Regions from separate parts of the Homo sapiens genome. Here region 1 is linked to region 2. Evidence: read pairs that join two places in POLR2A ChIA-PET (ENCODE). Cell type or tissue: Panc1. All regions are shown on one strand. Each heading gives the region's core, and the rest is flanking DNA. Links, peaks and the distances in the headings are about the cores only.

The links. Peaks named below come from ENCODE experiments on the same cell type or tissue, not always from the same donor. Only the 100,000 strongest peaks of a DNase experiment are listed, where the experiment ranks them.
Region 1: POLR2A ChIA-PET joins it to region 2 with 15 read pairs; 2 of 35 experiments call an interaction of 5 or more read pairs at or near these places.

What each region holds. Positions count from the first base shown.
Region 1 is chrX:48,673,931-48,679,305 of GRCh38, reverse strand. It overlaps a transcript of WAS not described here. Among named protein-coding and RNA genes, the nearest start is that of WAS, 7.2 kb to the left of the region's middle. RefSeq lists a silencer at 2,433-2,862. In Panc1, for the core only: no CTCF peak of the experiment used is centred there; a DNase peak (open chromatin) is centred at 2,865; H3K4me3 peaks cover 1,976 bases; H3K27ac peaks cover 1,384 bases.
Region 2 is chrX:48,761,994-48,767,368 of GRCh38, reverse strand. It overlaps GLOD5 (glyoxalase domain containing 5), which reads right to left. Exons shown (of 4, transcript NM_001080489.3): 2 at 1,397-1,534. Among named protein-coding and RNA genes, the nearest start is that of GLOD5, 2.9 kb to the right of the region's middle. RefSeq lists a silencer at 2,050-2,344, an enhancer at 2,050-2,344 and a cis regulatory region at 5,128-5,375. In Panc1, for the core only: a CTCF peak has its summit at 5,161; no DNase peak of the experiment used is centred there.

The sequences.
Region 1 (5,375 bases), core at 85-5,084, 88 kb after region 2:
CACCCCTGTAATCCAGCATTTTGGGAGGCCAAGATAGGTGGATCGCTTGAGCCCAGGAGTTTGAGACCAGCCTGGGCAACATAGCAAAACCCCATCTCTACAAAAAGTTTTTTAAAAATTAGCTGGGTGTGGTGGCATATGCCTGTAGTCGGGGAGGCTGAGGCGGGATGATTGCTTGAGCCTAGGAAATCGAGGCTGCAGTGAGCTGTGATTGCCTCAGTGCACTCTAGCCTGGGCAACAGAACAAGACGTCGGCTCTTGAAAAAAAAAAAAGAAAGAAAAACTTAAAGCACATTTTTGTTATTTTAGTCCCTAATAGAATGAGTTTTCCCATTATAGACTATAGTGATTTACTAATCATTTTAGTATCACTTTTCATATTCATATTTTTTGATTACTCCATTGACTGGCATCAATAATTTGGAGCTGGTTTATTACGTTTATATGTATCCACAAACTCTTTTTAAAAAAAATTTAAATTTTTTTCACTCCGTTCTTCTAGTCTGATGTTCTCATCAACTCTTGCTGTTCTGCACTGGATGCCAGTACTTGGTGAGGTGATGACCTCAAAGATAATTTGCTCTCCTGGGCCTTCAAATAGACTCAAAAACAAAAACAGGAACTTTAATCCAGCTTTTCTGGTTGCTCTCAGCAGGAGAGTTGGTCTAATGCAAGCCAGTTCACACAGCAGAAGTGTTAATTTACTTCACAGTAATACAGCAAACACCAGGAACCCCCAAGAACCAGGATGGACCCCATCACCTTCCCCTCCAACCCCTAGGGGCACCAGATGAATCACCTCCTGTTTATATCTTGTTCTTATTTTGCTTCTTGTTGGGAAGATATTGACTACAAGGTCCTGATCACCACACCCCAAGCCCAGAGTAGGTAATAAGACATGGGGGGTGTCTTCCACACCTGGGCCACCACTGACTGAATCCATGCAGGAGACCTAGGCATGGGGAGGGTCCAACTGCTGTCCTTTAAAACCAAACTGAGGCCAAGATGGCAAAATTTACGTTGCTGTATCTTCCTCCTCCCCTCACCGTACTATCTTCATGGTCCTCCGTATCCCTGACTGAGGGTTGCTTCCTGGGACAGGCCTGACCTAAGGAAATATCATTTCCCAACCCTCAGACCCAATGCTCCCTTTTAATAAGAAACATTTTTGGAGGCCTCCTTTTACTATCCTGAAATGACATTCACATTCATGTACATTACAAGTCTTGCTGGTGTGGGACAGCCCCCCAGCACCAGACCTCTGCCCATTCAATGCCAAAGCACCCTCAAGGAGGAATTCCCAAAACACACCCCGAGGGCAGGCAGGAACAGGACCCTTGTCTGTCTGGTTCAGTGCGGTATCCCCACCACCTAGCACAAGACCCTGAATGCACTAAGTAAATAATTGCAGTCTGGATAGCTATGCTGTGATTTACTGCCCTCTTCCAACAAGGCTTCCCTCTCCTCTGTTCACTGCCCCTGCGTGGGGAGCCAGGGAAGAAAAACGACTCAGGGTGCGCAGGGGCCAGCTCCCTTGCACAGAGAGTTCTACACAGTTCACTGACGCTGTGGGCAAATGGATGCTTCAGGGGCCCTCTGTCCTGCCGGGGGCGGAATGAGGACAGGGTGAGCACAGAAAGCAGAGACATCTGTAGAGTCAATGACGCAGTGGTCAGAACACAGAGTCCAGAGTGCACAGCCTGACCCTTGCCCTGGCCCTGGCGCTTCTCAGCTGTGTGCCTTCTGGTAACCTCTACAGGGCCTCAGGTCTCTCATCCAGAACGCGAAGATGATAATAGTAGTTAAGGTTGTTGTGAAGATGCAGTGAGATGATTTGTGTAAAGTGATCAGGAGAGCTTGGCACGTGTTATAATTATTCATTACTGTTGCCGTTTCTATGAAATAGCTGAGTAACTTGGATCAATGAACTATCATCCCTGACGCCTAGATTCCCCCCTCCCTCAAGCGCCTCCTCACCTTCCTCCCTCAGGCTTCCAGGTTCCACCACCATTGGTGGATGGTCAGGAAGCCAGTATGCGCGACCTCCCTTTTCTTTCCCCTGCTGCAAAGCCCATCTCAGAGTTCCCTTCTGTGGGGCTCAGCCAGACACCCCCAGGGCTGGGACAGGCTCCTGGAGCCCTCCCCGCCAACCAGAGACCCCGCCCTACTCCCCGCACCTGCACAGGAAAACCCTGGCCCAGTCAGGCCCCACCAGGACCAACCAGGGAACCAGAAGTCTCCTCCCAGTCCCTACCTTGCCCTCACCCTCAGCCACCACCAACTCCCTCTGGGCGGGCGCGCCCTACCTTCCTGCGCCTCAGTCTTTGTGAGCCCAGGAGTGCCCACTCCCCAATGTGTGTGCCCCTGTGGGTGTCCAGAGCCTTGTCTGTGTGACCCTAGGGGTGTCTACAGCCCTGTGGGTGGACCCGGCAACCTGCACTCTCCAGCGTGTGCGACCCTTGGAGCCCGCAGCCCGCAATGGCTGGGCATGGACGCGCGCACGGAAGCGTCCACCCGGGGCCGCACCACTGGGGAGGGGCGGCCAACCCGGGCGCACCGTTTTGTGTTGTGGGAGGAAGGCGCCCCCTTCCCCGCGCGGGGCCGGGTCGGCCAGTCCTGGTCCCGTCCTACCGGCTCCCCTCGCCCCGGGCGGCCGTTGGCCTCTCTCCTGCCCACCGCGTTGCCCTCTCCTCCTTTGACTTAGTCTTGACCCGGCCCTCCCGCACACGAGCTGGCAATTGGCTCAGGGCCGGGGGGGAGGGGGTGTGGGGGGCTGTGAGCTCTGATTGGTCGATGACTGAAGTCGGGTCCCTGTGCTTCTCGGTAGCGGCCCGGGCCCGCCTCCGTCCCTGCGCGCCGGGCTCCCATTGGTCGCCGCTCTGGAGCATGCGCAGTGGGTGCCAGTCCAGAGCCCGGGCTCCGGGAAAGCCGTGCTTTTGCGGTTCCGGTTGCTGGTTCTCACACCGCTGCGTCGTGTGGGGTTGTTGGCCCGAGAAGGGGCAGGACAGGGTGCGCGCTGGCGGAGGTTAGTGAGGTCACATACCGGGCCTTGGCGCCTGGTGCACTGGGCGCCTCCACCGCAACCTTCGTAGCAAACCCAGCGGGGTTCTCTGCCTGGGCACCATGGTTCTTGCGTTCATTTACTGTCCAGTTTCTCATTCCGAAAAGTGTGGCTGTGAGTTTGATCTGCAGGAGTAGGACGGGCACAGGGGGTGTCTGGTCCTCCTCGCACCATAAATCGCAGAGCGAGCCCCCTGTGGTCTCTGGATATAGTATACCAAAGTTAGATTAATTGTACTCCTTATCACAGGCCGGTCTAACGTTCGCAGCAGTGAAAAAGCCCTACGTGCCAGGGCCTTTGGCGAAGCGTGTGTAAGGGAATAAACACTTTCCTCAGTTTTCCAGGCGCAAACGGATGGTTTTGGAGCATTAAGGTCTGGTCGGCTGGGGCAGGATGGCTGCGTTGACACGTCTTATTTACCACATCGTAGGTGAGGTAGCCACTTACCTCTTTACAGATTGAAATTTTTACATTTCATGTTTATGTAAGTTGAAATAGAAGTATATATTACAAGCATTATGAAAGTATGTAACAAGGCTGGGCGCGGAGGCTGACGCCTGTAATCCCAGCACTTTGGGAGGCCGAGGTGGGCAGATCACTTGAAGCCAGGAGTTCGAGACCAGCCTGGCCAACATGGTGAAACCCCGTCTCTACTAAAAATACGAAAATTAGCCGGGCATGGTGGTGCACGCCTGTAGTCCCAGCTACTCGGGAGGCGGAGGCAGGAGAATCATTTGAACGCGGGTTGCGAAGGTTGCAGTGAGCCGAGATTGCGCCACTGCACTCCAGCCTGGGTGACACAGCAAGACTATGTCTCACAAATAAATGAATAAAATATGTAACAGTATGTATAAATGTATGATTTATAGGGATGGAGCAGAGGGGACCCAATTCATTGCCCTGGGGTAAGTCACATGATGAAGGGAAGGGGGACTGTTGATTTTTTAACTTGGTGCCCAAAATGTTAGGAAGACTGACCCCTAAGGCATCTGCCTTCACCAACTGGGACAAATTTCCCTTAATTAGCTTGGAAACTCAAAGAGCCCAGTGCTGCCTCCACTGCTGAAAACACACACTGATCTTTGTATCAGGTCTTGTCCCGAGGAAGATCGTGTGCAGAGGATTAGAGAGCTGGGTACAACACATCAAAGGTTCAGATAAAGTGTGAGCATTTAGTCATCATTGAATGTTTCTGAGGGTGGCTGGCCTTGTAACATGCATACTTCACTTTAGTACCTCTGCGCAGGCGCCGTAGGAGGTGAGAGGTGCATTGTTTTTCTTTGGGATCTTGCCCTAATGGTTGTAATATGGTATAGTCAAACAGAATAAACTATATAACCTCTTTTAGAGAAACACAAACAAAAGTAATACAATTAAAGAAGGCAAGAGGGAAGAAAAGAAAATCTTTAGCTTATGAATAAAAGAAAAAGCCTATTTGAATAGAATAAAATGCTAAAAAGAATCCCACATTCCAATAAATATAGCTTGCCTTATAAATCAGTAGCCATTTAAATAGTAAGGATTTTATCACCATCATCAACCCCATTTTAGACCTTTATTATGGCAACTTGAAGAGAAAGAGTTTTTTTGGTGGGGGTTGGTGGGGGGAGGAGACTAAGTTTGGCAACTTAGGGAAAAATGCAGTATGTGTGTTTATAATCTTATGATCAATTGAGTTTTCAGAAGATTAGGTGATAAATATGTACATATACGTAGTGTTAGCATAGCATGTGTGAGTGATGTAAGTTGCTCATGGAAGCTTTAAAAAGTTATTAACTGGCTGGGCGCAGTGGCTCACGCCTGTAATCCCAGCACTTTGGGAGGCCAGGGTGGGCGAATCACCTGAGGGCAGGAGTTGAAGACCAGCCTGGCCAAGATGGTGAAACTCCGTCTCTACTAAAAATACAAAAATTAGCCAGGCATGGTGGCGAGCACCTGTAATTCCAGGTACTTGGGAGGCTGAGGCAGGAGAATTGCTTGAACCCGGGAGGCGGAGTTTGCAGTGAGCAGAGATTGCGCCATTGCACTCTAGCCTGGGCAACAAGAGTGAAACTCTGGGTCGGGCGCAGTGGCTCACGCCTATAATCCCAGCATTTTGGGAGGCTGAGGTGGGCAGATCACCCGAGGTCAGGAATTTGAGACCAGCCTGGCCAACATGGCGAAACCCTGTCTCTACTAAAAATTAAAAAATTAGCCGGGCATGTAATCCCAGCTACTGGAGAGGCTAAGGCAGGAGAATCGCTTGAACCTGGGAGGCGGAGGTTACAGTGAGCCAAGATTTCTCTGAATACTTACTTGTAGTATCCCTGAACAA
Region 2 (5,375 bases), core at 315-5,314:
AGGCATGAGCCACTGCACCTGGCAGATAATCCATTTGTTTTTATCACTGAATAATATTTCATTGTCTGGATGTGCCACAGTTGATACATCCATTCACTTACTGAAGCACATCTTAGTAAGGCATTTTTTGCTTTCTCTGCATTTACCTTTTTTGAAGTTATTCCAAATTCTCAAGGGTAGTTCAATCTCTGGAAACCTCTTTTTTTTCCCCTTGGATCTGTCTTTCCTGGGGTCTTTCTTACACCTGTTCCAAACTGGACTGATGGTTCTCTAAGTACCTTTCTGGGATCTTCCTCTTGGGATCCATTGTGGCCTGACTTCCATGTCTTCCATATTCCCAGATTCATAGTCATCCAATGTTGGTTTTTTTTTTTTTTTTTTTTGAGATGGAATCTTGCTCTGTCACCCAGGCTGGAGTGCAGTGATGCGATCTCGGCTCACTGCAACCTCTGCCTCCCAAAGTGCTGGGATTACAGGTGTGAGCCACTGTGCCCGGCCACTCCCCCATTTTGATATAGCATAGCCTCAGGTAATTTTCAAAGCAAGTGGGAAATTTTGTAAGACTTCGTATGACTAAGAATGCTTTTATTCTACATTTACATTTTTGTTTGATTTTTTTTGATACAGTCTTGCTCTGTCACTCAGACTAGAGTGCTGTAGTGCAATCTCAGCTCACTGCAACCTCTGCCTCCCAGGCTCAAGCAATTCTCATGCCTCAGCCTCCCAAGTAGCTGGGATTACAGGCGTGCACCACCATGCACAGCTAATTTTTGTACTTTTAGTAGAGATGGGGTTTTGCCATGTTGGCCAGGCTGGTCTCAAACTCCTGACCTGAAGTGATCCGCCCACCTCGGCCTCCCAAAGTGCTGGGATTACAGGCATGAGCCACCGCACCTGGCCCCTACATTTACCTTTGGTTAATAGTTTGGTTGGACATAGAATTCTAGGTGGAAAATTTTCCCCTCAGAATCTTGAAGGTGTCCTTTTATCTTTTGGTCTCTGGTCTCTTGGAAAATCTGATATTTGTTTTTTTTTCCTTTGTAGATAATCTACTTTTTAATCTCTATGAAAGCTCTTAGGATCTACTTTTTCAGTTTGATGTTCTATAATTTTAGAAGGATCCATGTTAAGTGTCAACATGCTGGATACTTGGTTAACCTTTTCCATGTAGAGACTGCAAAGTTATCTTGCATTGTTTCTATGATAATTTCCTCCTCTCTTTTTTCTCCATTCTCTCTCTGGAAGTCCAAATATTCAGTTTGGAATCTCCTCTATTGATCTCTTTATATTTTCTCTCAGATTTCCTGTGGTTTTCCTTTTAGAGTTAAGTTATATGTTAAAGTGTTATCAACAAATTTTAGCCCACCTGAATTTTGGCATTTGGGGAAGTGCTTACCTTAAAAGTCATGACCTCCATGCCCAGGATCTTGGAATAAAACATGGTGGTGTCTTTGATGCTCTTCACCGTCATCACGATGTGGTCAAGTCTACGGATAAGACATGGGGGAGGGGTCTGACTGCTGTCCCTCCATGACTAAAAAAAGAAAAAAAAGTCAGAAGAGACCACATTGCCACTTGTCAACGCCTGTGTTTTCTTCTCCTCACCTCCCCCTACCTCCCCAATTACACTACTTCCTCCTCACCCCCCTTCAAGGGGAAAGGCCTGAGAGAATACTTACTGGTAGAGTCTTACTGCCCATGTGTGGATTCATGAGAGCCCACATGTCTACCATGACCACTTTCCACTGTTTCCTTGTTTCCTTTTCTTTTTTTTTTTTTTTTTTTTTTTTTGAGACAGAGTCTCACTCTGTTGCCCAGGCTGGAGTGCAGTGGCACAATCTCACCTCACTGCAACCTCCGCCTCCCAGCTTCAAGCGATTCTCCTGCTTCAGCCCCCTGAGTAGCTGGTACTACAGGTGTGTGTCACCACGCCCAGCTAATTTTTGTATTTTTAGTAGAGACGGGGTTTCACTATGTTGGTCAGGCTGGTCTTAAACTCAAACTCCTGACCTCAAGTGATCTGCCTACCTCGGCCTCCCAGAGTGCTGGGATTACAGGGGTGAGCCACTGCACCCAGCCTTCTTGTTCCCTTTCTCCTCTTCCAGAAGTGAAGATTAGGGGAGTGGAGACCAAGACAATGCCCTCCCCTGTTTTTCCCTAAATAGAATTCATCTCTTTTCCAAGAAGTGACAAGACACAGAGGAGGCCCAGTCCTGTGAATTGGCCAATTTTACCCAGCCCCCTCCTTTCCCATTCTGCAGCTTCAGTCACAGAGAACAAGACAAGAAGGGGGCATCTCAGAAGAAATGAAGGTTTCTGGGCGTGCGTGTTTACAGATCCACCTTGACACCCAGAGGGAGGACCACTCCCCAACCTTCCACTTTCCCGCCCTCAGCACACTTCCCATCAGATCTTTCTCTTGACTTGAATTATTTAGTAATTTGAATATTTATAGTATCTATGCTACAGGATTATAAAGCACCTGTGGTCTGGCACTATAGGCAATGGAGTATAATGCTTAAAAGAATAGATTCTAGTGGTGGCACCTGTAATCTCAGCACTTTGGAAGGCTGAGGCAGACAGATCCCTTGAACCTAGGAGTTTGAGATCAGCCTAGGCAACACAGTGAGACCCTGTATCTACAAAAAAATATGAAAATTAGGTTGTGGGGCGCTCACGTGTAGTTCTGGTTACTTGGGGGCCTGGGGTGGGAGGATCACTTGAGCCTGGGAGGCGGAGGTTGCAATGAGCTATGATCACTCAACCGGACTCCTGGGTGACAGAGCAAGACTGTATCTAAAAAAAAAAAAAAAAAAGAAGATTCTGGAACCAGATTGACGTTTAAATAATTTATCTAATTTATCTGTGCCTTGGTTTCCCCTTCTATAAAATGAGCATGATTTTATACATGTAGGATTATTGTGAGAGTTTTAAAAAAGTACTGTTTTTAAGGGCATAGAACAATGCCTAATACATATCAAGTGCTATAAAACGATTGATGATGATGATGATGTGTGGTCATCTTGTTAAAATCTAGACTCCAGTTACAATGACACCCTATCTCTACAGCCTCATCCATTGCTCTTGAACTCCAATCTACACTGTCCTTTAGCCTGTTCCTCATAAGGACCACCCTTGTACCTTTCATTTATGGGCCTTTGCAGATGGTAATGCCTGTCTCCCTGACTAGAATGTAAGCTTCATAAGAGCAGGGACTTCTGTCTGTTTTGTTCCCCACTCTTTCCCAAACAACTAGTTCAATCATATTTGTTCAATAAATAAATATCTACTGCAACAACTAGGGACAGTGCTTGGCACAAAGTCTGACTAGTTTCTATTCTGTTCGATTCGATTCCATTGGATTCCATTCTATTCTGTTCTACCCTTTGCTATTTTATTATTTTCTATTCCACTGCGTTTAGTTCCATTGAAACCAGCCCATTTTAAACAATTGATTTCACTGAGCTCCAGCTAAAAAAAATCCTGTACCATTCTATTTTCCTGAGTGGAGGAGGCATTAGCAAAGTTGCTGAGTTTTGCTCTCCCGGTGGATACAAAAGATCCACATGGACATAGGAACTGCAGAAAGAGAAAATGACCGACATTTTGGCTCCATTGAAAATAAAGTCATATGTTGAAATAAATTTTATTAACTTTCTTTTTTAATTCCCTTTTTGAGACAGGGTCTTGCTTTGTTGCCCAGCCTGGAGCATGGTGGCATGATCACAGCTCACTGCAGCCTCAACCTCCTGGACTCAAGCAATCCTCCTACTTCAGCCTCCCTAGTAGCTGGGATTACAGGTGTGTGCCACCATGCCCAACTATTTTTTGTTTTCTTTTTTCTTTTTTTTTGTAGAGGTGAGGGCTCACTATGTTTCCCAGGCTGGTCTTGAATTCCTGGGCTCAAGCAATCCTCCCTCCTCAGCCTCCCAGAGTGTTGGGGTTACAGGCATGAGCCACTGCACCCAGCCCTTATTAACCTTCTAACATCTGTAGAATCTGTCACAATACCCTGTTTATATTCCTGATATTGGCAATCCATATATTTTCTTAATTTCTCGAGAGAAAATAGACATTGCTAGTATTTTATTAATCTGTTCAAAGAATCAACTTTTAACATTGTTGGCTTTATTGTATCTTTGCTTTCTATTTCACCAGTTTCTGCTGTTATAATTTCCTTCCTTCTACTTTCTTAGGTTCCACTTGCCATTCTTTTCCCAGTTTCTTGATAGGGAAGCTCAGGTCATTGATTTTCAACTTTTCTACTTTTCTGATCTGTGCATTTAGAACTATAGATTTCCTCTAAGCACTGCTTTGGCCACATCTGCATCATTTTGATAGTCTGTTAGAAATAAACTCCACCTATTCCTCCCATTATTCTATTCTTCCCTGCCAGCTTAGATTCACTCCCCAGATCCTGCTTTGCAGACTCGGAGCTCCATCCTTGCAAATTCAAGGACGAGCAGGGATGGCTGTCTTCAATAACAGGAAGGCCAGCGTAGCTCAGAACCCAAGAGTGAGTGAGAGATAAGTGGGAGGGCAAGGCAGGGTCTGGATCCTGCAGACTCTTGGAGGTGAAGTTACAAAGCCTGCTTTATAAAATGATGATCAAGACATAGTCATCACACAAAGGACTGGGTGCAGTGGCTCACGTCTGTAATCCTAGCACTTTGGGAGGCCAAGGTGGGTGGATTACATGAGGTCAGGAGTTTGAGACCAGCCTGGCCTACATGGTGAAATCCTGTCTCTATTAAAAATACAAAAATTAGCTGGGCATGGTGACGTGCACCTGTAATCCCCTACTCGGGAGGCTGAGGCAGGAGAATCGCTTGAACCTGGGAGGCAGAGGTTGCAGTGACCTGAGATTGCACCACTGCACTCCACCCTGGGCGACAAGAGCAAACCTCGGTCTCAAAAAAAAAAAAAAAAAAAGACATAGTAATCACACAAGGCTTACTGTGTGCCAAGCCCCGTTTTACACACTCTACAAAAATATAATCCATTTTATTTCTCACCACAGCATATAAAATCCCTATAGTCAGAGTGCCCGGAACACCATGTCCTTCCTCCTTTGGCCTCCTCTACAGGGAAGTGTTCTGTCTTCCTACAGGGTCCTCTTCAAGGTCCCCTTCAGGTTGCCAGGGGCCTCTGAATTCCTCTCCTAAAGCTCAAGGTCAGCGCTGTGTTTCCTAGCCTCTCTCCACATGGCCTTAATCATGACAGCTTTGGGGGCACCCTGCGTGAGCCACCTTTGTATCTCTCCACCTGTCCCTGGCTAAACTGGGGGAGGAGCCAGCCCTCAGCCCCGGCCCAGCCCTGCACACCTGAGCACAGGGCCCTCCATGGCTTAGAGCCGGGCCTTTCCATGGGCCTCT